Linked DNA regions of Mus musculus: all the other regions are linked to region 3. Evidence: chromatin loops called from intact Hi-C (ENCODE). Cell type or tissue: left cerebral cortex. All regions are shown on one strand.

Region 1 (8,000 bases), 350 kb after region 3:
GGACAGCATAATGTGGCAGCAGGTTTTGCAGATCATCTTTCAAAGGTTAAGCAGAATGGAGACAAAGATAAGAGGCTAAAAAAAAATCCTTCCTCTTTAAAATGTCACCTCTGGAGCTACTGAGATAGATCACTGGGTGAGGTGCTTGCTGCCAAACCTGATGACCTAAGTCCAATTCCTGGGAGCCACAAGGTAGAAGGAGAAAACTGACTCCTGCGAGTTATCCTCTGACCCCCATTGAGTGGCTCCCCCCACAAATATATATACATATACACACACAGACATATATACACACACAAAATAAATAAACACTACTACTAAATGTCTCTGCTTTGTTGTGTACATGGAATGGATTATCACAAACTAAGATCTACTCATCATGGCAGCCCGTGTTCCCAGGATGTTGTCGGTGCTCAAGGCCAGATGGCAGGATTTTGTTGCTGTATTCTTCTTTGTGTCTTCTGTGTTGGAACTGTTATTATTTTTGTACAGTGTTTGATTGAACCTCGGGTCTTAGGCATGCTAGGCATGCATATCAATGAACTCTAGCTACCCTACCATCTTTTTTTGTTATTTAGTTCAGGCTGATCTTGAACTCACGTCTCAAGCTAGCCTCAGTTTCGCAATCTTCCTGCCTCTGCCTCTCTAGCCCTGTGATTACACGTGCACATCACCAGTCCTATAGTTTTTAACAGTTGGAATCTGGATTTTTAAAACCTTAAGACAGGTTTCATTGCACAGCCTGAGCTGGTCTTGGACCTGAGATTCTCCTTGTCTGCTTCTTGAGTGCTAAGGTTCCAGTATATGTTACGCCTAGCTTAGCACGGCTTGCGATGAATAAACTACCACTTTCAGTTGGGCAGATTTTTTTTTTCTTTTAACATGTATTTATTTCAGTGTGAGCTACAGCTTATGTGTGAAGATCAGAGGACATTAGGAGTCAGCTCTCTCCTTCAACAGCGCGGGACCTGGCAAGTGACTCAGGTGCTCAGACTAGCACCAAACGCCTTACCCAGTAAGCCATCTCTTCTGCAGCTATTGCTTTCTCAAGGGAAACAGAACATTAGAGAATCTGTAAGGAATTTAACATAATGCAAGATTGCAATACTATGGGCACAGTATAGAAACTTCTGGATATACCCCTCCTCAGCCACAGTTCCTGGGTTCCCTCCAGTGTCCCTGACCCCTCGCTCACCTGTAAGATACCAATGACAGCCCTGAAGTACCCGACATGAAAGCACGGTAGCTCGAGATCAATGTAGCCATAGTGGCCGAGACAGTCCGCCAAGTTCTTCCCACAGGTCTCACAAGGACGATCTTTTTCGCTCGTACCCTTTGGAGGAAAGAACACCCAGCCATTGGTGGAGAGCACAAGAAAGGGGCCCAATCTTCCTAACTCACAGCCAGCTGGGACCAACGATTTCACGTGTCAACTGTGGAACACTGGGAGGGACAGGGCCTTACCATTCTATGGTCAAGCACTCCATACAACAAGGGGGCGTGGTTGTTGTCTTGGCTGTACAGGTTCTTACTGACAACCTGGATATGTGCCTGCTGGCGCATCTCCTCAGGGGACTTCATTCCAAAACAGATATGGCTTCTGCAGTGGGAACAAACCAGAGAAAGGTATCAAAGCCCATGGATCTAGGCACACATGGACACAACCAAAACCACCCTGCCCTCTGACTCCTGGACAGGCTCGTTCCACCAGACCCAGACAGAGTTTAGTAACTGGGTCTTCAACCCTTTATCCTACGGGAAAGAGTTTCAATTTTCCCTCATGAGACGTTATTGCTCTCAAGGTCACTCCCTTGGTGGGCAAGCTAGTGATGAACCTATCTTTCTCAGTCTGGACTTGCTTCCTTATCTCTGCTTTCAGGTTCCCTACACCTTCAGTGCCCCTCTCCTCTCAGTATATTCTCCTTTTTGGGGGGAGGAGGAGGGTTGAGGCAGGGTTTCTCTGTGTAGCCTATAGTCTAGGCTGGCCTCGAACTCAGAAATCCGCCTGCCTCTGCCTCCCAAGTGCTGGAATTAAAGGCGTGCTCCACCACCACCCGGCCTATACTCTCCTTTACTGTCTTCATTTAGTCCTTTTGGGTCTTTTGAGGTATCTTCTTCCACTGCTATCATTTGCATATTGGACACCCCCCCCCCCCACCATTCTGGGTGCCACCCTTCCTCCTCTTCATTGCACAATCCTCCCAGGGATGCCCTTTGTTTGTATATATAGACGTCTTCGAAATCTCTTTACGTCAGCCACCTCTAGTTGACTGGGCATGGGCATCTCCAACTCAGAATATCTGAAAAGTTACATCTAGATCAAACGTGTGCAGGCTTCCTCCCCTTTGCCATTTTCTAAGAAACACAAGCAAGTAACAACTTACATGGACAAAGAGTTCATCTAGAGATACTGTGCTGCTTTGAATAAAAGACTTTATCTGTTTGGAGTTGGGGTAGGAGCACTAACTGTTCATAAAAGATAGAGAGAATTAAAATAACATGGGATGATGGTACAGTCTGATGGGACACCAGGGTCTGGTCAGAACACCTCTCTGCAAAGGTGATCTTCCAGCTGAATTCTAAGTCAGACAGAGCAAATAGGAGAATGAAGATAGGAAGCAGAAGGTAAAGATTCCTTGGCCCACAGGCACTGGGCATCACCAGAGAATCACAGGCAAGCGGCACAGACAGCTAAGGGTACAAGATGAGCCCAGTAAGGCCTGCAGGGGCCAGGGCTTGGGATTTAGGAGGGAATCAAGTGTCAGCATTACCAAGAGCTGCTGGAAGATCCAGGTGACAGAGATCTAGTTTGCATCTGAAATGAAGGGTCTTGCTCTGTAGCTTGGGCTAGCTTCAAACTCCTGACTGCCTGCCTTGGCCTGAGTGGCATAACTATTGGCTTGTGGCTCTGCATCCCTGGGCTGCTGTGTGAGGATCCTTTCATGTGAATAGGGTGCGTGTGAAGGACTGAGATGGTGGACTGAGAACAGTCGGAGGTCACCCAGGTGACACCTGTCCCAGTGAACAGTAACACAGAGTTCCTCCAGTCTCATTTTTCTTACCTCTGTCTCTGCTTCTCTCTTCCATTTTATGCCCTATGCCCCTTTAAGTTCACTTCTCTCCAAAGTCCCCACATCCACCTCAGAGCCCTGGACCCAGCTCAAGTCACCATCATTGCCAGTCTAGATCCCTGCCATGGCCTCAAACTCTGTCCTGGCCAAACACTCCAAAAGTCTGACACGCCTTGCAAGACTCACATAGTGTAAGTCCCCTGCTTCACGTCTATCAGTCTACCTTGTCCCTCCAGTACGTGTTTTAAAAGGAGCCTGGTCTGCACCGAGCCCAGACTTATTCATTACTTGGTGCTCTCAGTCTCCTCTCTGCTGGTCGTTGCATTTGCCACAATCATGGCTGATTTGTCTACTCTACAACAGACCAAGCAGAAAGACTGCATTCTGCGGGACCTTTAGTGCACAACACTGTCCTCAGTACATTCTCTTATGTAAGTTGAAGAAGCAAAAAGATCCGCCTTAGCCTCCCCCCCCCCCGCCAAAAAAAAAAAAAATCAAACAACCAGGGCTTAATAATTAAGCTTTGAAACAGAGAGCCCAGAAGAGCAGCTTGGTTTCTGAGCCTGCCACTTTCTAGCTGACAACCTTGAGTCAGCACACAACTGTGTCCTCGTGCCAGAGGAAGAGGTCCGCTGAGAGTAATCAGCGCAGGGATTCAGGAGGTGGCATCTTCGCCCAGAATGCCCGTTCTGACACTGTTCCGTCCATTGCACTTTCCCCGCTATACCTCACGGATCCCCCACCCCCCACCCCAGGATCTGAAATCCCATCCTGGAACTTTTTTCTTCGCTCCCTTAACAACTGTCCCTCTCCTGGGACACTCTGGGACCCGGGACCTCAGCCTCCACCTCACCCCCACCCCTTCGGGGGCGTCCTTACATTTTCTTAGCCACATCCGTCTCGCGGAACTGCTCCTTCACCATGGTGCCGGCTGGCCGGACGCCCTTCTCGGAGCTGCGACTACAAAAACCACTGTCGCCGCACCTTCCCGGGGTGCTTAGGTATTTAGGAGTAAGGAAGCTGCAGCAGCCTCCCCGGCCACCGTAGAGCGCCGCACGTGCCGCTTCCTCTTCCGCCGCCGGACTTTATGAAGAGAGGCTTGGCAGACGCTGCTTTGAGCCCTCCTTCTAGATCGCCATCTAGCGGCTCCTTCACGAAAATGCACCTAGGCCGCGCAGATCAGTGGGGGAAAATGGCTTTTTCAGGTGGGTTTCTCAAAACAGCAGAAGAGGCCGGGCGTGGTGGCGCACGCCTTTAATCCCGGCACTTGGGAGGCAGAGGCAGGCGGATTTCTGAGCTCGAGGCCAGCCTGGTCTACAGAGCGAGTTCCAGGACAGCCAGGGCTACACAGAGAAACCCTGTCTCAAAAACAAAAACAAAAACAAAAAAACAGCAGAAGAGACGGATGGACCGCTTTTTTTGTTTGTTTTTTTTTTTTGTTTTTTGTTTTTTGTTTTTTGTTTTTTTGTTTTTTTGTTTTTTTGTTTTTCAAGGCAGGGTTTCTCTGTGCAGCCCTGGCTGTCCTGGAACTCGCTCTGTAGACCAGGCTGGCCTCAAACTCAGAAATCTGCCTGCCTCTGCCTCCCGAGTGCTGGGATTAAAGGCATGCGCCACCACGCCCCGCAGTTTTGTTTTTTTTTTTTTAAATCTCAAGGTCAAAAAGTTACATCAAATAGAAAAAAAAATCAAACAAGGACCGGCGCGCGCGTGTGTGTGTGTGTGTGTGTGTGTGTGTGTGTTGTTGTTGTTGTTGTTGTTTCCTGAGAAAGGCTCTCCATATATAGTCCCGACGGGTACTGAATTTGCCATCCTGTCTCCATACTCTCAGTGCTCAGTTACATCCCACCTGGTATAAATAAGTAAATTTACATATCTATTTACATACTTGTGTACAAACATATATACAAACACATATAAACACGCTTATTCTTACACAGCATATGTAATATATATGTATGGTTCGTTTTGAATTGTGTGTTTTGTAAATAGATGCAACAAAAACCCACCCAACCCTTCAGCTCTCCAAGGAGAGAAAGAACGGTCTATTAAAAACTGCCAGAAGCCGGGCGTGGTGGCGCACGCCTTTAATTCCAGCACTCGGGAGGCAGAGGCAGGTGGATTTCTGAGTTCGAGGCCAGCCTGGTCTACAGAGTGAGTTCCAGGACAGCCAGGGCTACACAGAGAAACCCTGTCTCAAAAACAAAACAAAACAAAACAAAACAAAACCAACTGCCAGGCCACCACTAAGAACAGTAGAAGACAGCTCCCAGCAGCAAAGCCTTGCTAGGTTTTAGGGACTTATATGGCTGGAGTGGGGCCAGCTCAGAAAATCCCGGTGGTTAGCATGAGAACTCTGTTGGGCAGGGAGGAGACTGACAGATACAGCCAGGAGCCTTCAGCCAGCTGTTAAGGGCTTCTGAGAAATGCTTTAAGTCTGTTTCCTAGCAAGGTCTGGTGGGGTCCAGACCATCACTTTAAAATAGTGCCGTCAGCACTGCCGTTTGGGGGCCTGCTTTGGGGACTTAACATACTTGTGTGTGTTTGTGTGTGTGCAGGCAGAAGTGCAGGTTGGTCTCCTCTGCACACTAAGCCCTGTACTCGGGTATTTCCCTTGGAATAATGCTGTTAATTCATGTTTGCTCCACTTTATGCAAAGCATTAACTTCTGGTTCAGGCAATATTAAAAGCTTATTTTGTGTCAGATCAGAGATTCACACACATACAAAAAAAAACCCAAAATATATTTTGAGATAGGTTCTCTCTATGTAACCCTAGTTGGTATGTTGGTGCTTGCTTTGTAGCCCAGGATAGCCTCAAGTTCTTGGCTAATCCTCTTATTTAACTTCACAGATTGGTGTGGTCATTCATAGGTGTATGCCACCACAGCTGGTTCAAATAGATAGTTTCTTTCTTTTTTTTTTTTTTCTCCATCCAGAGCTGGGCATTGAACTCAGAGCCATTGCATACTGAACAATGTAGATTGTACCCAGAGCCTTTGCATATTAGACAGTGTTCCGCCACTGAGTGGACCTACATCCTCAGTTCTTTTAAAATTTTAACTGGAGCCAGGATCCAGCCATGTCATCCAGGCTGGCTGGATAAAAACCAGTCTTTTAAAAACTCACAAGTTTTTAAAAGACTCTCAGAAAGTCTCAAAGCCAAAAGAGCCACAATCCTCCCTTCCAATCCAATAAACTGCTAGGTGTGGTGCCCCACTTGGGAGGTGAAGGCAGAAAGATCAGGAATTCAGGATCATTCTTGGCAATGCAATGGATTTTTCAAGACCTTGCATGGGCTTCGAAGGTCTGGTTTTAAAGAACCTAAAGCCTCACACACGAAAAACCTTATGAAAAAGTCACTAGCAACTCGTGGTGTCACGTCAATGCAATAGGGGTGAGTAGTTAAGGTTTCTGCTATTTCCCTGGTGTAAAGCAGGGATGCTGACTGAAAGGCCTTTTTTTTCTCATTAATTAATTTATTTACTTTACGCCCTGATCAAAGCCCCCACCCCACCCCGACCCCAATGGCTTTCTTAAATGCCTTCAAGATGAACTTTTTTGGAGACAAGTTTTACTTTATTTTATTCTTTTTTTTTTTTTGGTTTCTCGAGACAGGGTTTCTCTGTGTAGTCCTGGCTGTCCTGGAACTCACTTTGTAGGCCAGGCTGGCCTCAAACTCAGAAATCCACCTGCCTCTGCCTCCCGAGTGCTGGGATTAAAGGCATGTGCCACCACGCCCGCCCGGCACTTTATTTTATTCTTGAGTCAGCGTCTCACTGTGCAACCCTGATTGACCCAAAACTCTTTGTAGGCCTCAAACTCAGAGATCTGCCTTCCTCTACCTCTTAGGCCCTGCTTAGTGGAAACAATTTAAACCAACTACCTGCCTCTAAGATTTAAACTAGTGGTTCTTAGCCTTGCTAACGCTGCGGCCTCTTACTACAGTTCCTCATATTGTGTTAACTCTTGACTATAAAATTATTCCTGCCGGGCAGTGGTGGCGCACGCCTTTAATCCCAGCACTTGGGAGGCAAAGGCAGGCGGATTTCTGAGTTCAAGGCCAGCCTGGTCTACAGAGTGAGTTCCAGGACAGCACAGAGAAACCCTGTCTCAAAAAACCCAAAAATAAATAAATAAATACTTAAAAAATAAAATTATTCTCGTTGCTACTTAATTGTAATTACTTAATTGTAATTAATTTGCTGTGATTTTGACTTGTAATGTAAATATCTGTTTCCTGATGGTTTTGGGCAACCCTTGCAAAAGGGTCGTGACCCTTTGGCTGAGAACCGCCGATTTAAACAAATGACATTGAAAGCGAACTTTACTGGGTGAAGTAGCGCACATTTCTCAAATCCAACGTGCCTGGGAGGCAGAAGCAGGCCGTTCTCTTGAATTCGAGGTCAGCGTGATCTACAGCGATAGTTTCAGGGCAGCCAGGGCTATATAGTGAACTCCTGTTTCAGAAAACAACAAAATACAAATGCAGGACGGAAAAGAAGGGAATGGGAAATATACACGCGATTGTGTAACCATACATCAATTTGAGTGGATCCAATTCAGGCCAGCCAGAGCCCAGGTCTGGGGCGTGGCTAAGGGCTAGCGAGGCGTGGCTTCAAGTACTTTCGGTCAGGCATTGCTGTAGTCTACCCCAAGGCCTTAGCCACGCCCCCGCGCTGGGGTCCTTCCTTGCGCGTTGATATGATTGGTCGGCAGTGAGCGGTCCTCTTTTCCTCCTCTCCAGCTCCGGCGCCGTAGCCATCATGGTGAGTCTCCTCGGGCTCTCAGCACTATCCGTCGCTTATCCGCGCCATCCCTGCCTGTTCGGGGACCCCACTAGAGCTGCAGCCATCCGGGGCCCACTTACTCTGCTCCGGCCTGCCTCACGGAGGCCGGTCGCCCGGGGTCGCCGAGTCGCGGCTGTCCGGCA
Region 2 (8,000 bases), 320 kb after region 3:
GTGAGGATTTACATCTTTGGTGGGCACAGGGAAAGACAATCTTCAATGGTATAAACACTGGTAAAGGTGAGGCCGGGGTCTGTTACAGGGACATGGGGACCTTGCCACTGTTTACACCATTGAAGAACTGACCCCTGCCTCACCCCCGCCCTTGTGTGCAGTCCAATTGAGACTCATTGGGCCTTTAAACAGATAACATGAGAATAGGACGAGTTGGGAAGAGGAAGGGGGTGAGCAGGAGGGAGTCAGTAAGACACGGTAAATGGACGTGACTCCAAGAAAACCACATCAGCCACGTGCACAGAATGGCCACTTGAAGGAATACCCATGTGATTACACACCCACGCGTACATACAACACAAAAGTAGAATGAAACCTGTCTGGCAGAAACTGTGAACTAGTACATGCATTCAAACAATACCAGAAGGCACCCACCCCTGAGACACCTTCTCCTTCAGGGATGGTTTTGTCACAGAAGCCAGAGACTCAGGGCTATTTACCATGACTGTGCTCCCCACCTCTGACTTACATCTCTGGTTCCTAAAAGCCCTCCATTACAGTAACGGCTTATCATGAAAAATCTACAGTATGAGGAATCCAACACCCTCAGCAGCTTCCTCCTACACTCCCACTTGTGTGTGTGTTGATGGAGTTCAAGCATAAGGCCAATACATGCAGGGCAGACAATCTATGACTGGGCAACATCCCCAGCCCTACTCTTTGGAAACAGCTAAATAATCTGCACAAAGACAAAGCATGCTTTAAGAAAAAAACCCAAGTCACCATGGACAGCCTAGCTTTGGTAATGGCCAGTCTTGCTGAAGAGTAAGACTCGGGACATGGAAAAAGCCATACTCAAACACTTCTCTTCCAAAAACTACCTGTGTTGAAATTCTGCCCCCGTGAATTTACCAGAAAACCTGGCCCCATTCCCACACTGAAGGCTTTCTGGTGGTGACAGCTTCCTTCCTATCCAGGTCAGTCCTCACACCAGTGCTTCATGTGCCATCCAAGCTCTCTGGCTGTCTGCCGACCCCGGACCGGCTGGAGCCTCCCTTCTCTCACACCTTGTAGGTCATCAGGTCAGAGAGCAGCATCACGTGCCTCCTGTCGATGCTCATGCCGTGGTTGACCATCGTGTACTGGATCTCGTTGATGATAGTTGTCCGGGCAGCCTCAATGCCCAGGGTTTTTTCCACCTAGGAAAAGCTCAGAGTGAGCAGAGGCTGCAGCCCCTGCCGGAGCTACCCTAACAAGCACAAGGCAAATCCTGCTCCATTTCCCACAACAGATTGCTATGCAATTGCTGGGAGAAGAGAGAGCAAATGTCGGGGTCAGCAACTGTGCCGGGTATTGGCCGAGGGTCCAAAGGGGATGGATGGTACCTCATAGGTGTTATTAGACGTGGTCCGGGTGCCTTTCACACCGTGGGTGGCCATGACTGCCCGCAGGTTGTCACCTTCCACCAGAAGCTTGAACTTCTCCTTCCCACTCTGCTCGTCAATATGGATGACAGCTCGCGACACCTCTGGGATGCCTTGTACAACCACCTACATTCAACATAGAACGCTCGAGATGCTGCAACCCTTGGTCCCACCCGAGAGCCTCAGAAACAGGGCAGAGGAACGGGCTGACAACCTGCCTCATGCCATTCTCGCTCATCCCCACTTCAATGTGTGCAATCCAGGGGGACCAGGTACTGTCCCGGGTAGGGGAAGACAGTCCAGGGGACTGCGCCCCAACCTACAATTAGCTTGAAGAGAGCGGAAAGACTGATGGACAGAGCTTCAGTCACAGAATAAGAGTCTCCCCCCGAGCCTGACAACCCAAGTCTGATTCTAAGAACCCACAGGCAGAAAGAGCCAACTACCACAAGCACACCACACACTCCCACACCTCCAAAAATAGTTAATAAGAACCACCAGACTGAGCCCTTAGGGATATGACCACGAGGGAGTGGGGTGCCATCGTTGGTTTTGTAGCGACCTGGTCCCCAGCTGCACCCCTGGCTGTTTCTCCAAGAGAGGACGCTATCTATGCCTCACCTTGGGCAGATCCTCTTTGAGAAACTGCAGCACATAATACATGGAGCTCTTGCTGTTTTCCCTGGGGGTGACACACACCACAGCCTCCCCATGAACGGCCACATCACCAGGCTTCACTCGGAGCTTGGATGTGCAGATGGAGTACCGCACTGTCTCAGCATTGACCTGCAGGGTGCCAGGGACATTACCATCAGACATCTGCAGAAGTCTGTGACAATGGCTTTCAGCCTTAATGACATGAGGATGCTTTAAGAAGTCTTGGTAGTCAATTGTTGCCACCTCCTCTGCCACAGAAGTTACTGTTATCTTTACTTATGTGTGTGTGTGTCTGTCTGTCTGTGTGAATGTATGTCACCTATGTGTAGGTACACATGAAGACAAAAAGAGGGGTCAGATCCCTTGGAGCTAGAGTTACAGACAGTTTTAAGATTTATGTGGGTACTAGAACAGGATCTTTGCCTCCTGAAGAGCAGTAAGCATTCTTAACTATTCAATCTCCCGAAGCCCACAAATGTTGCTATATTATGTATTTATGTTCAATACCCGTGTTTTATTCATAAACCGGAGATTCTTTTTACTGAAAAAAATGAACATTTTTCTCATTGAACATTCATGTTCAACTCAAGGCAACAAACACAACCCATGGAGAAAGTTCTGGAGTGTCTGGAAATCAGAGGCCAGGAAGGCTGAGAAGTTTGTTGGTTTTGTTCTATACTCCCAGATGCAAATGCATTCTTCATTTTTATATTTTTCCAATCCCTAGATAAAACCGAGGACTTTGTTTATACATAAGAGGCAATTATTCTACCATCAAGCTATATCAAGGCCTATAAAGCCAGTGTTCCCAGAGTCACACGTTACACAAGACAGGCTTGGCAGTCAGGTGGCAGCCACAAGGATACGGGACTTGACAGTGGCCTTCAAAATGTTTTCAAGGCTAAGAAAGGTTTAACTAGCAGCTGACCTCAGCTGACCCCGACAAAGGTTGTTATCAGTTAACTGTAATCTCCACAAATACTCGTAAGGGAGGCCAGGTTAACCCACCAACTGAGAACGTTACAAACCAGCCAAGTGCTGTGCTGAGGATGCACAGGTGACTATGACAGAACTGGCCCAGGCTCCCTCCACAGAACATGAAGGTGGACAGAAATGAGCTATCCTAACGCCATAACAAACCAGTAAAGGTAGACTGTGCCCACATCAATAGTTTCTTGTGATGGGCGTGCTTTGTCTGTATTTCAAGGTCAACTCAGAAGGATGTGACAGCTGATGGTGTGACCAACAACAACCACCAGCCAAAATTCTTTATGTTTCTCTGGCTTCCGACTTCTCCCTTGGCTTCTCAGCACCTGTCTCAGGACACACAGGATCACATCCTCAGACATTAACTCTGACTCACCTCCAGTCTCAGAAGTCGGATCCGTTCCAGGGAGAGCTTGACAAGAATAAAGCAGTCATCAGGAAGAAACACTTCTTCAATATACTCTGAGATCTGCCATGGCAAAAGAGCAGTTCATTACCCGCACTGTCATGGCCCCTTCCCCATCTCAGCCTTCCACAGGCGCACTCTCCACATGGCCTCGGCTGCAGGCTACATCCACAGCAGCCACTCTGCTGCATCCTCACCACTGCAGAGGAGAGGATGTCGGAAAACATGTTCCTGTTATCAAAAGGGATTCCTTACCTCCCCCAGGAGGGTTTTCTCAATCCTGCCCTTCACCAGGCGTGCATAATCCGCGTCGTCATCCTTGTCTAGCTGTGCTGTGATAATTGGAGTGCTGCAAGGAGGAGCAAGGATCAGCTCACAAGGAAGGGACCAGGACTGCCTGCGTAGTGTGCTGCTGTATTAAGTCTGAGTGCTGCTCACAGCCATGAGGACTTTACTAGAACTCACTTCAGGGAGACCCACAACAAGGGACGTCACAGACCTCTCACTGAGACTTGCTAGTTTCAGAGACCCCTGGTCCCCATTCTACCTGTGGCAAAATTTAAGAAATTTCCTACCACTTAGTTCTTGACCTCCTGCTCTCCAGGGAACCAACTCCTAGAGCATTTCACCTCTCTTTACCCCTCTCCAATAATTACCCCTGCTCCTCTGACCTCCACTGTCATCTTCTGTTCTCACAGGGCACAATATCCCATCAACACGGGCCCTTGGGACAGATCTGAGCAGCCTGCAGAAGGCAAGCAGACCTCCAACCACTGTAGATATCCACAGTTGCTGGTCTACAACCAGGATCTGCTATCTTTAGCTGTTCCTAAGATGTTATTTCTACTGCAAGACTTAGAATAGACAGAATAATTTTTACCCCTAAAATTATGATGTATCTCTAGTTCTAATTAAAGGTCTCTTGAAAATGTGACTGAATCACTAGGGGCTTATAGAGAATGGCTACAAATCAAGCCAGAGGATAATCAATCAGATCTTCGGGCATGGAGTAATGGCGCAAAGGAGTGAAATGTCTACTGACCTAGTCCTCAATCCTGCTGGCTTGTGTAATATTTTCTATTTCATGTAGGTAGTGGCCATAAAACAAAACAAGTTTTGGCTTGAATGGCTTTCTAAAAATCCAAACACTGATCAACACAGCAGACCTGCCCTCTGGACACCAGACACTTCCCAGTTGACAAATCACAGGTGTTCATGAGCACAAGGACCACTGGTCCCAGGAAACAGACCAGGGCACAGCTACCTGATGGCCTTGGAAGCGTTGATGATCTCTTTGATCCGAGGCACACCCAGGGTGATGTTCATGGAGGCTACTCCTGCAAAGTGGAATGTCTTCAGCGTCATCTGGGTGCCGGGCTCACCAATGCTCTGTGCACAGAGTGCACCTACCGCAGAGCCTGGCTCCATCTGTGCTCTAGAAGAAAAGGCACAAAAGCAAATATGACACAACAAAGAAAAGGCCATCAACAGTGCTGGGACAGGCTTCTAGTTACTGCCTCTTAAAGGAAAATATGTAGATTCTGTCGGGTTTAGGATGGAAACAGCATGGGCCAGGCAGTGTTTGTGCCAGAGGAAGGTGCTGGCACAGGCTAGGAACAAGTGTCATCAGGGGAGTAAGAGGGTCAGAGGGGCAGACAATATGACTAAATTCTGTGTGATAAGCTTGTGATATATACAGGGCTGGTGTCCACCCTGTGGAAGTGGTCTGTTCTTACTGGGTAGTAAACTCGGCCAGAGAGTTGGAATCTGCAGTACATAATATGTTTCCTTATGGCCAAAGGACATTCAAGAAATTCTTTTGTAATCCTTTCATGTTTAGGGGCATTCATCCAACTTAGGATCCCATTGGAGACTCTAGATGAAAGGCACAAATTTCCCCAAAGCCTGGCATTGATGCTGGGCAGTGTGTTTGTTAGTTGTTATTATCAACCTGACCCAACATAGATTCATGAGAAAAGACGGATTCTCAATGGAGAATTATCTATATTACATTGACTGTGGGCATGTCTGAGGAGGATTTTACAGATTGCTAATCGAGTTGGAAAGACCCAACCTAAGAGGTCAGAATCATTTCATCATCTGGGACCCGAACTGTGTAACATGAAGGAAGCTACAGCATAAGCAGAGACAAGCAGGCAGCAAGGCCGCTCCCCTTCCCCTCTGCTCCTGACTGCGGTGCAATGTGACAGCTGACTGAGTGCCTGCCTCGACTTCCCAAATGGTTATAACCTGGAACTGTGAGCTAAAAATCACTCCTTTCTTCCCCTAGGATGCTTTTGGACAAAGTATTTTACCACATCAACAGAGATGAACTAGGCCAGCCAGGATCCTGACAGCAGAGAGAATGTCCAGCACATGATGGATGCCTCACAGCGTAGGTTAGTTAGCATGCTTACCTCATATACTTATCCCTACAGGTCTCCAGAAACTTCTCTATTTGGGTAGGGGTAATACGGTCCAACTGGTACAGCACACGAGGCTGAAGGACAAAGGCAAGTGCACAGTCAGGACGAGCTGATCTGTCAAGCACTGTAGCACACAGTCAGGACGAGCTGAATCTGTGAACCACCGGGTCCCCAGAGCCTGGGAAAGCAGTACCTCTGTTGTGCCGTTATCATTGATCCCATATTTATCTCTGGTTTTCTTAATCTTCTCGGACACCCCTTTAATGAATGTTTTTATTTCCTGAAAAGATCATAGAACACCTATCAATCTGTATGCTTGTCAATGATTTAGACAGCAGAATCACTCTGTAACCCAACAATGGACACAGTGCTCCCTATCTTAGCAACTGCTAACTACACAGCATGGAGGATGCAATATGGGCACTGGTTCCCTTACATAGTGTGTTGGTAAGAGGCTGCTGTGCTTCCACCCTGGGGAAACTGGCCCTCTGCTTAAGAAGTTCGTTAGGCCTCACTATCCAACCTTTCCCCATGAGTTATTCTGGCTCCTTATCTCAGCCACATGCTGTAGGAAGGAGCTTGGCACAGCTCTCAGGGACTCTACAGGGCATTAAGACTCCACACTCAGAACCCTCATGACTCCACAGGGAAGACCTCTTTGGAAGCATTGACAATCACTCTAAACATCACTGTCTCTCTGCAGCTCTCATAGCTGCCTGGGCTAGTCAACTCTGTCTTTATATTGAGAAGGTAGGAGACATGGAGGGTGACTCTGCAGTTCAGACATCTGTCTAGATAGAAATGACTTCATTTTAGAAAGAGCTTTATTAAATTGTAAGATTTAAAGTCTCAGAACGGGCTGGAGAGAACACTCGGCACTTAAAAGCACGGGTTACTCTTCCAGGACATCCAGGTTCAACTCCACGCACTCACACGAAAGCTCATAAGCACCTGTGACTCTGTGGTCTGGCCTCCACGGGCACCAGGCAGGCAAGTAGTGCACAGACATACACGCAGGCAAAATACCCATGTACATAACATATTATTTAAAGCTCCTCAAAGACTGATGTGGAAGAAAAACTCATTGCTAGTGACTGTGTCCGGGGGTAAAGATGCCTGTCCCTAAGCCTGACGGCCTGGGTTCTGTCCCCAAGACCATAGGGGAAGAGCTGTCCTCTGAGTTTCACATGCTTACCATGGCACCCACAATATAAATAAATACGAATGTAGTAATATTGAAAAGGGAAGAAAAGAAAAGCTCTCAAGACTCAGTAAGCAGTCACCTGGAACTGGTTTGGGACAGTGAGTAACTGCAAAGACAAGGTGGAGAGACGCTGGACAGGACAGACCTCTCTCTGTGCTGCTCAGGGCAAAAATACCCTGCCCACCAGTGGCTTTCACCCCTTGCCACTTGTCTGGTTCAGGGCTGAGACCTAAGGGCCCAGGAGCTGTGACAACTCTTTCAGCAAGGGGAACAGAAACAGCAGAAGGCGAAGAGGCCTGGAGGTTTCCAGCTGTGAGGAGATGGAAACAGACAGACACACACCATCAGACATGCACACCAAACCACAGCCTACAGGCACTAGGGGTAGCACCTGTCAGTGGCTCCTCATGTAACATGCTCCCAGTGACTTTGTTGAAAGGAATAAAGGGTCTAGGGGACAGACACACACTGGACATGACAGTTCTAAACAGCAGACTCACATGGAAGAAACCAGCCTGATATAAGCACCAGGAATTCTGTCGGGTGAGTCTACGCATGCTAGAGGAAGGCACGTACAACACTCAGCAGGCAAATGAACTCATGGGCAACTCGTCATTAGTCTCACACTCCAGTGTGCCAATAGCATTCATACTGGCCTCTGGTAAGGGCCAGGAAACAAGGGCTGGCTACTCAGACCTGCCTCAGCTGTAGTATGGGCTGGGCTTAGCATTCAATTTTAGTTCTCTTAGAGCATGTGAGTTCCTCATTGTGAGAGACTGGACAGAGAGGACACGTTTTACCACTGTCACATCATTAAGTCTTTAATATGAGTGACATAGTGGACAAGCTGAGCCAGTGCTCACTGAAGAAACTGTTGGCCACAAGGCCATCTATGA
Region 3 (8,000 bases):
CAGGCTAGTGCTACTCCAAGGCACAGTGGACAACCGCTGAGAGGGCCAGGTACATTCAGAAAGTAACAGTTTGTCATTTTGTTTCTTTAACCTAATTTAAAAACAAATCAGTATATATAGTTTGGGTTTTTTTTCTTTTAAAACATTTCCCTTTTTCATTTGGTCTACTCGTCTGTGATAAGCTAGAAATGAAAATGAGACAAAGCGAGGGCCTCTGGAAGTATTCAACTAGACCTGACCCCTACACTGCTGGTCCATCTGGGCTCTTGCGTTCCCAGCCTGTCTGGGGTCACGGTGGTTATGTTGCGGGGTGTTTGTGCTGAGTTGGCTCCTATTGCATGTTGTGGTCAGACCATGCCCAAAGGCTGCTGCCACCTAGAATAGCTCTGACCCTGGCCTGGGCCTTTGGGCCGAATGTCTATGTAATGAAGGGTATGGGGCAGCTTAGCCCAGCCTGTCTGCAAAAGCCACGTTGCTGTCATTCTTAGGAATGAATGTCACTTGAGGAAAGCCCCAGCTCCTGGCTGGCTGGGCCCACACCCTTACCTGTGAAGTACCTGCTGTACTCCTGATCGATCTTCTGTGCTGTTTCGAATTGCTCTTTGGAATGCCTCTGTGTCACCTTGTCCCTCAGGTAGACAGGGTCTCTCTGTTCCCTGCAGGGGTAGACAGGGAACTAGGATGCGTCTTGAACCTACCCCTGGGTCCCCTCTTCCTTCCTTGGTCCAGGGTGCCAGGCGCCTCCGTGAAGGCCGGCATTGGTTAGGTAGGGCAGGGGATCTAGGGAGCTTTCCCCTAAATGAACAGCCTCTAGGCTATATAGGGAACTGTGGACTGACTGGCACCAGGAGCTCACCAGCACAGAAATGCCAGGCAGAGAGAGGCCTCACTGAGTGCAGCCGAGCTGGACTTAGCTCAGGCTACACAGTTCCTCTAACCTGCTGCACCACATGCTGAGAGGAAAGAAAGGGGGCTCTGGAAGTGTGGTTGTGCCCAAACAGGAAGGAGGTGCACAGCCTGGCTAACAGGTTCTGGGTCTGAGGGGAGTGCTATCGTCCCAGCATTGGGCCCACCCCCAGCAGGGAGCCTGCGGGCCCAGACACCCACTTGATGTGCTTGGCGCTCTTGTAGCGGATGAAGATGACAATGGGGTAGATGTGCATGTGGTGCAGCCTCTCGATGGCATGCGGGGCGATGTCCAGAAGACAGTGCCGGTTCTGAAGGACAGTGGCAGAGAGTGAATACGCACAGCGGGGAAGAGGACTATCCTCCACCCCACCCCAGCCCCTCCCCCAGGAGGGACTCATCTCTACCTTCCTCTACACTCAAAAATACCAGAGAGCATAAACAAGGTTTCTGGAAGACCACGTAAGCCAGGAAGGGAGAATCCACTGGGGGAATCTCTCTCTCTCCCCACCCATTGATGGCTGCTGAGATATAAGTAGGAACTAGTCAGCAAGTCACACCTCAATGTGGACTTGGAGCCCCACCCTACCCTGGCCTCACAAATCTGTTCCACTGAACAAGAATGGGGAACTGTGGTGGAGGAGGGGGACACACAGCTTTGCAGGGCTACAACAGAAATATACCCAGGAGCTCCTCAGAGCCCAGGAAGGGGGGCAGCCTAAGAAAGACTGCATGTAGCTCTCCCCACTGATGAGCATGGTTCCTAACTGAAGCCTGTCCACATCAGAAAACTAATGGGCAGCCCACACTGTCTGTGGAAGAGGGAACTGCAGACCAGAGAAGTAGCTGGTGAAGGAAGGTAAGAGGCCTGAGGGCTGAGGAGGAGCTAGGAGTGTCTACTTTGCTAGCACACCTTGCAGCTAACTCAGTCCCTAGGGCATACGGACTCCAGGATGTCAAAGGCATCAAGAGACACTCTTGGCCTTTGTGGGGTCAGGGACTGGGTGGGTGGCTCTCTGTATCCGTGTGTTCAGGGACCCATCTAAGAATGGTCTTAGAAGGCCTTCCCAGAGTTTAAAGCTCTCCTCAGCACCCCTCAGAAAGCAGAGCTGTATATACCTACAGTGCTGGTGTCACCTAGGTCCTTCTCAGGGAGCTGTGTTAGTGATAAAGGCAGAGACTCAGTATTCAGGAGGATGAGACCAAGAGCAGAAGGTCTAGACAGTTGAGCTAGCCAGGGCTTTAGAGCCAGGGCAGAGGGTTGCAGCTACCAGAGGAGCTCAGCCCTTCGGCCAAAGGCCTAGGTACCTTTTCTGTGATCTCCTTTATTGAAGCCACAGTAGTAACATCAAAATGGCCACTCCTCCGCTTGTAGTCCACAAACAGGCAGTCTTTGACACCCCGCTCAATGGCTTGCTGGGAAGCCTTCATCACCTCTGTATGGGAAGACGCAGAAGTCAAGGTGCTGGGTAAACAGAAGGGCCCAATGCAGACAGCACAACTGATCATCAGCATAGAGACCCGAACTACTATCTGCTTTCTTGGAGAGAACAGAGGGCCACAGGTGGGTCTGTATGCATCAGGAAAACCCTTAGACTCTGTATGCCAATTACTCTGCATGGCCAGAAAGGTAGATAAATACGGACAGACACACCTAGTGGGCACAGGGCATCCCTTACCAAGTGGGCATCTGCAGAACTTGCCAGGTGCCTCATTCACCAGCATCTCTTTCACCACATCCAGTAAAGGTCCCAGGAGGAGAACAGGCCGAAGAGAGGTACAGTCCACTTTCTGGACCCGCTGATAGGCCAGGCTCACTGAGTCTAAGAGAGACAGGGGGGCAGTGTCACGAGCCCAGCCTGGACAGAAGAAAGCAGAACTGGGCAGCCATGCCCTGACCTTGTTCATCTACATCAGGCCCACCTGACCTTACTTACCTGGGCATGTCTGTCTTCTTTATCTCTCAGAACTAGGCCAGGGATAGTGGCCAGCTTGTCTGGCTTCATCAGGACAAGTTCTACATCTCAGACACACCAGAACATGACCGCTATGGAGTCGGTCAAGAGCCTACAGGAGTCTCTCTGCCTCTGAGGACACTGGAAACAACTGATGTCCAATCATCTTACCTACTCCAGGTCTTCCTCAATTATCCCTGCCCACTACACCACTTCATGTCTTCCTCTGCTCACTTGAGACACAGCTCCAAGGTTTGGAAGCCACAGGACGTGGACAAGAAGGATAGAGGTGATGAGGTACATCGTTGGCCCCTGCCCTTGAATCAGAAGAGGTGGTGCTCTGAGCCAGCTCTGCCCATACAGACAGAAGACAGAAGGGCCCTGGGTGTTGACCACAGGGCCACTCCCCCTGGGTGCCCACCAGCTCAGCCTGTATGCTGCAGAAGGATAAGCCTCCTGTGAGGCTTCAGCTGCTGCTTCAGTTTAGCTTTAGTGATCAGGCAATCTTCCTAGTTAACACAATGGGAACCTCACCCTCAGATGCACAAAGTTCTCACAGGAAGAGATGGCCAGGCAACGGCCTTCCTAGAGACTCCCGGATGCAGTACACTGGCTTCTCAGAAACACAAAAAGATACAAGTGTCTGGCCTCTGCCCTTTGGAAGCTCACGCTAACTGGGGTTCCAAGGCAGCAACACCAGATGCCCAGACAGATGCTGTATGAAGATGCCAGGTGTGAGAGTGAAAACTTAGGGGAGTGCTAGGGAGACGTAGCTCAGACTGGATGAGGCCAGACTTAAGATGGGGGCAGGAAGAGCAGGCTGAAAGAGGGCCCAAGGTGACTGACAGGTAGATGTAGGGAGGCCAGGACTCTGTGGGGTCCGCACACCTCGGTTGGGGTGCTACGGATAGAAGGCAGTGACACAGCTACCTGGAAATACAGACACCCATGTGCAGAGATTAACCCCACGGGCAGAACAAAGGGAGTGAATGCCGTCTTGACTTGCCTGAAAATGCCCATCTATGTGCTTGCCTGTATGGATGCATTACATGAGTTTCTATACAGTGCTTCCTGACCTGGGGACCAATTAGTCTGTAGTCTACATCCGTGACCTTGGAACGCCCATGCACTTTCCTTTTAAACAATTAGAAACACAGATATAACCAATATTGTTGATGTAATCCTCCATGCTAGCCTCCTCAGATGCTGCCATTACATCGGAAGTATGTCTTTCCAAATGACAGTTATTACTGTAGGCTGGTATTTATAGATTGAGAAAAAATTCCCTATCCCGTGTGTGTGTGTGTGTGTGTGTGTGTGTGTGTGTGTGTGTGTGTGTGTGTATGTGTGTGTTATGTGTTGCTAACATCCAACAAGAATGACAAGATACCATGAATGGCTTGTAGCTCCATCTCCCCCTCATACTGTTTCTGGAAGGCATCACAGGGAGTCCTGGCCCTCTCTTGAGGACTCTGCACTATTCCATGCACAAGTAAAATGTAAAGCTGGGCAGAGAGCTGCTGTCAGACACTGGAGCTCGGGCGAGTGTGCAGGATAGATCCATAGCAAGTGAGACAAAACTGGAATTTAGGGCATTCACAACAGCCACAACCTGAAGAGAGAGCCAGAGCTGCAGTGGAGGGAGGGACGAGAACTGGAGTCTGGGAAGCTGACTATGCAAACTCGAGCTCCTGAACTCAAATCCCCACCCACGTAAGTCATGGCCACCTGGCTGGAACCCCAGCCATGTGGGGACAGAGATAAGACGGCTGCCAGCCTAGCTCCAGTTTCCGTTAGAGACCTTGTTGAAAAGAAATAAAGATTATAGATTTCTCTGGCCTCTTTTTAGTGCATGTTCACCCAAAAACACGCATGTGCACACACCATGTATGCTTTACTCATGAAACAATTTCTCCAGTTCCCTGTACAGCATTTTTCTAATTGTGCATGAAATGACTGTGTGTGGGGTGGGGGAATGTATGCCATGTGTGAGGGAGAGGACATGTGTGGTGCTCGCATGCACGTGTGTATGTGTGTGTGATCAGAGAATCAAACTCAAGTCTCCAGACTTGCTCAGCAAGCCCCTTTACACACTGAGCCGTCTCTTCTAGCTTTAAGAATGGTAATTAAAAGTTCTTAAATAAAATGCAGACCACCCTTTGTATTAATAGTTTTGAGGTCACAGATTCAATCAACTGGAGATAGAAATATTGAAATCAGGTGTTCTAAGTAACCTAGAGACAGTTAAGTATGTGAGAGATGAACTTAGGCCATATGCAAACCCCCTACAAGTGACTCATGAGCTCCCAGGACACCTATAGACGTGGGCATCTAGTGGAGGCTTGGTACCAACTTCCTGACATACCACGGTGTGCCTGTGAACACCAATCTAAGATTCTATATAGAAGGGGAAAGTGATAAAGCATTGCTGGGCAAAATGGAGAAAATGCATCCCTGAGTACACTAAGCATTCCTAAGAAGTGTTGAAGGGAAGCAGAAAGATGACAAAAATCAGACGGACAGACAGACAGACAGACAGACAGGTGGGCGGGAGGAGTGAATAGCAGCAGGAGAGGTGAAGAGGAACTGTGAACGAACACAGCCAATGCACTAAGTGAGGGGACAACAGGAATGGTATGGAAGCTGGGTGCTGGTGAGTGGAGCTGAGAGGGCTAGAGCTTCAGACTCCTTAGGACCAGCCCACGAGATGTCCTGGGCCATCAGTCAGAGGTAGGTGGGGAAGGCCACTCAAATTCCCAAAAGACTACAAACTGAAAACTGGCAAGGCAATAGAAATACTTGATTATTCCCAAAGTAGAGTGGAAGGACAGACAAGGGAACAGGGAAGAAGCGATCACAGAGAAAAGACAGAGTAGGCCATAGGGACGCTTTACAAGTCCTGATTACACAGTAATGGAAGATTTGTGCTTTGCTCACGTTCATGTCCTTCCAGGGCATGCTCTGATACAATGTGTTAAAACACCACCTGCCACAGAAAGTGAAATCAAAGCACCCTACCCCAGCCCAGCCTGCCCCACCCTGCTCCACCCCCACCCCACTGTGCCCTACCCCAGGAACAGTAAACAATACTACAAAGAAGTTCAAAGTATGAACTCTGGTGGCCAGAAAAGAGTGGGTGGAGACTAAGCAACAGGAAATGGGATTGGAAAAGACAACATCACACATTACAGATTTTCCAAAAGGGACACCACTGGAAATAAGACAGGGAGGTTTTTTTCAGTGACAGAAGGGTCACTGCAGGAAAACAGAACAATCCAGAAGGCATCCGGTGCTAAAAGCAGTTTCAAAATGAGTGGCAAGGCTGGAGAGATGGCTCAGTGGTTACTAGCACAGGTGTCCTTCCAGGTTCTTGGCACCCACATGGTGGCTCAAAACCATCTATAACTCCAGCCCCCGGGGAGATCTCACACCCACTTCTGGTCTCTGCAGGCAATGTCACACACGTGATGCACATATGTACATTCGGGTAAAACACTCACACATATACAAAATAAATATAAGATTTTTTTTTTAATAAGTAGTGCAGAACTTCCATAGAACTGATACGGACACACCCACCAGCCCCTCACTGAGCACATGTGAGATGGTGCCTGTAGAATAAAGAAGTGGGTGCCCAAGAGCATAGCCCAAAAGAAAGAAGAGGGCAGGCAAGTGGGCCCGGTTAAGAACCACAAGAGAAACCTCACAGTAACACAAGGGAAACTTGCTCTGTTCATGTAGGGATCATGTTTCAGGCTCTAGAGGTAAAAGGCAAAGCAGAGCCAACAATATCACCAAAAAAGAAACCTTTTATGTATGCTTAAACATTATATATATATAACATTTATATGCATACAATCCCACACTAAAGCTATAGGTTGTACAGAAATCGAGAGATGACTAGAACTCCCCAGGGGCTGTGTCTATCCAGCTGGCCTGATGATAACAGGGAACAGTCACCGTGCTTAATTATTTTGTTTCTTTTGAGACAGTGTCTCACTATGTAGCCCCAGCTGACCTGGCTATTTTTTATGTAGACCAGGCCATCCTTGAACTCAGAAGTCTACCTGCCTCTGCCTCCCAAGTGCTGAGATTAAAGATATGTGCCACCATGCCTGGCAGGATTTTCATCTGAAAGATGAGAAGGAAGGAAAGAAGGAGGGAGGAAATAAGAAACCCATTCCCATAGTCTACTGCCCAGTGGCCCCACACCCTGTCTGTCCATGATAGTGAACACACCACACCCAGCCATGGGAGCTGTGTTGATGACAGGGACCTACCCCTTGCCTCTCAGGACCAATGGCCTCCTCCTACTTGGGCCATCAGTCAGGAAAGCCTCTAACATTCCTAGTCCACACAGCTCTAGCCTAGCTCAGCATCCTCCTGGGAAGGATCTAGTCAAAATCACTGATGGATACGTGAATGAAGCAAGAAAGGCTGAGCAGTGACCAGCATGAGCCAGAGGAAACATGCATGGCGCAGAAACCACACCCACTGACGCTGACCTCAGAGTTTCCTGTTTCAGCTAGCTGGTTGGCCATGAGCCCCCTCAGTCTTTCTCCGTTCCCAGTGCTGGGATCACAGACACGCCACACCTGGCTTTTATTGTGTGGATCTGAACTGGGTCCTTAAGCCTGCACAGCAAGCACTTTTACGCAATGAGCCATCTCTCCAGTCTCCTAACCCTTGCCACTTTTGCCTTGCCTTTCTCCCTCCTGAAACAGGGCTGGAGGTACAAATAAATATGGTGGCCAAGAAGAGACCTTGAGGATTAAAGCCACTCGCTGCACTGGCAGACTCTCAGGACTGTCCTACCAGCAGCAATATCCACCTACAGATGAGTTTGGGAAAACTGCTACTTAAGGTCCATCATGACAGGAAAGCCCCTGGGCTTGGCACAATATGGGAGACTCCCTTCGTTAGCAGGGCTTCTCCTTCACTGACCTTGTCTGGAAAATTCTAAGTGCCCCCCACCCCCAACACACACATATATGCCTCTGCCTGAGGAATGTCACGTAGCCTCCAATAATCTAACAGGATCAATTTTCTTTCTCCTGATAAAACCTGTTCGGTGAACACCTGAGATTCCCCATGCTAATGAGGTATGTTAGGGACATGAAGCCTCCAGCAAATGACCTT

The links. Peaks named below come from ENCODE experiments on the same cell type or tissue, not always from the same donor. Only the 100,000 strongest peaks of a DNase experiment are listed, where the experiment ranks them.
Region 1: a loop joins it to region 3, with 3 times the contacts of the local background. A loop is called at or near these places in 2 of 42 quality-filtered maps.
Region 2: a loop joins it to region 3, with 2.1 times the contacts of the local background. A loop is called at or near these places in 5 of 42 quality-filtered maps.

What each region holds. Positions count from the first base shown.
Region 1 is chr14:24,482,923-24,490,922 of GRCm38, forward strand. Polr3a (polymerase (RNA) III (DNA directed) polypeptide A) reads right to left here and starts at 4,136. Exons shown (of 31, transcript NM_001081247.2): 1 at 3,951-4,136; 2 at 1,465-1,600; 3 at 1,196-1,333; 4 at 1-36. The coding sequence starts at 3,994. Rps24 (ribosomal protein S24) reads left to right here and starts at 7,756. Exons shown (of 6, transcript NM_011297.3): 1 at 7,756-7,836. The coding sequence starts at 7,834. In left cerebral cortex, a CTCF peak has its summit at 4,210 (motif pointing left); DNase peaks (open chromatin) are centred at 4,132 and 7,735; H3K4me3 peaks cover 1,914 bases; H3K27ac peaks cover 1,142 bases.
Region 2 is chr14:24,451,126-24,459,125 of GRCm38, forward strand. It overlaps Polr3a (polymerase (RNA) III (DNA directed) polypeptide A), which reads right to left. Exons shown (of 31, transcript NM_001081247.2): 22 at 6,094-6,180; 23 at 5,892-5,974; 24 at 4,739-4,909; 25 at 3,730-3,823; 26 at 3,445-3,537; 27 at 2,046-2,210; 28 at 1,386-1,550; 29 at 1,068-1,199. Among named protein-coding and RNA genes, the nearest start is that of Gm47814, 8.8 kb to the left of the region's middle. In left cerebral cortex, no CTCF peak of the experiment used is centred here; no DNase peak of the experiment used is centred here.
Region 3 is chr14:24,136,023-24,144,022 of GRCm38, forward strand. It overlaps Dlg5 (discs large MAGUK scaffold protein 5), which reads right to left. Exons shown (of 32, transcript NM_001163513.1): 28 at 2,586-2,729; 29 at 2,215-2,342; 30 at 1,108-1,217; 31 at 547-656. Among named protein-coding and RNA genes, the nearest start is that of Gm52142, 20 kb to the left of the region's middle. In left cerebral cortex, no CTCF peak of the experiment used is centred here; a DNase peak (open chromatin) is centred at 4,492.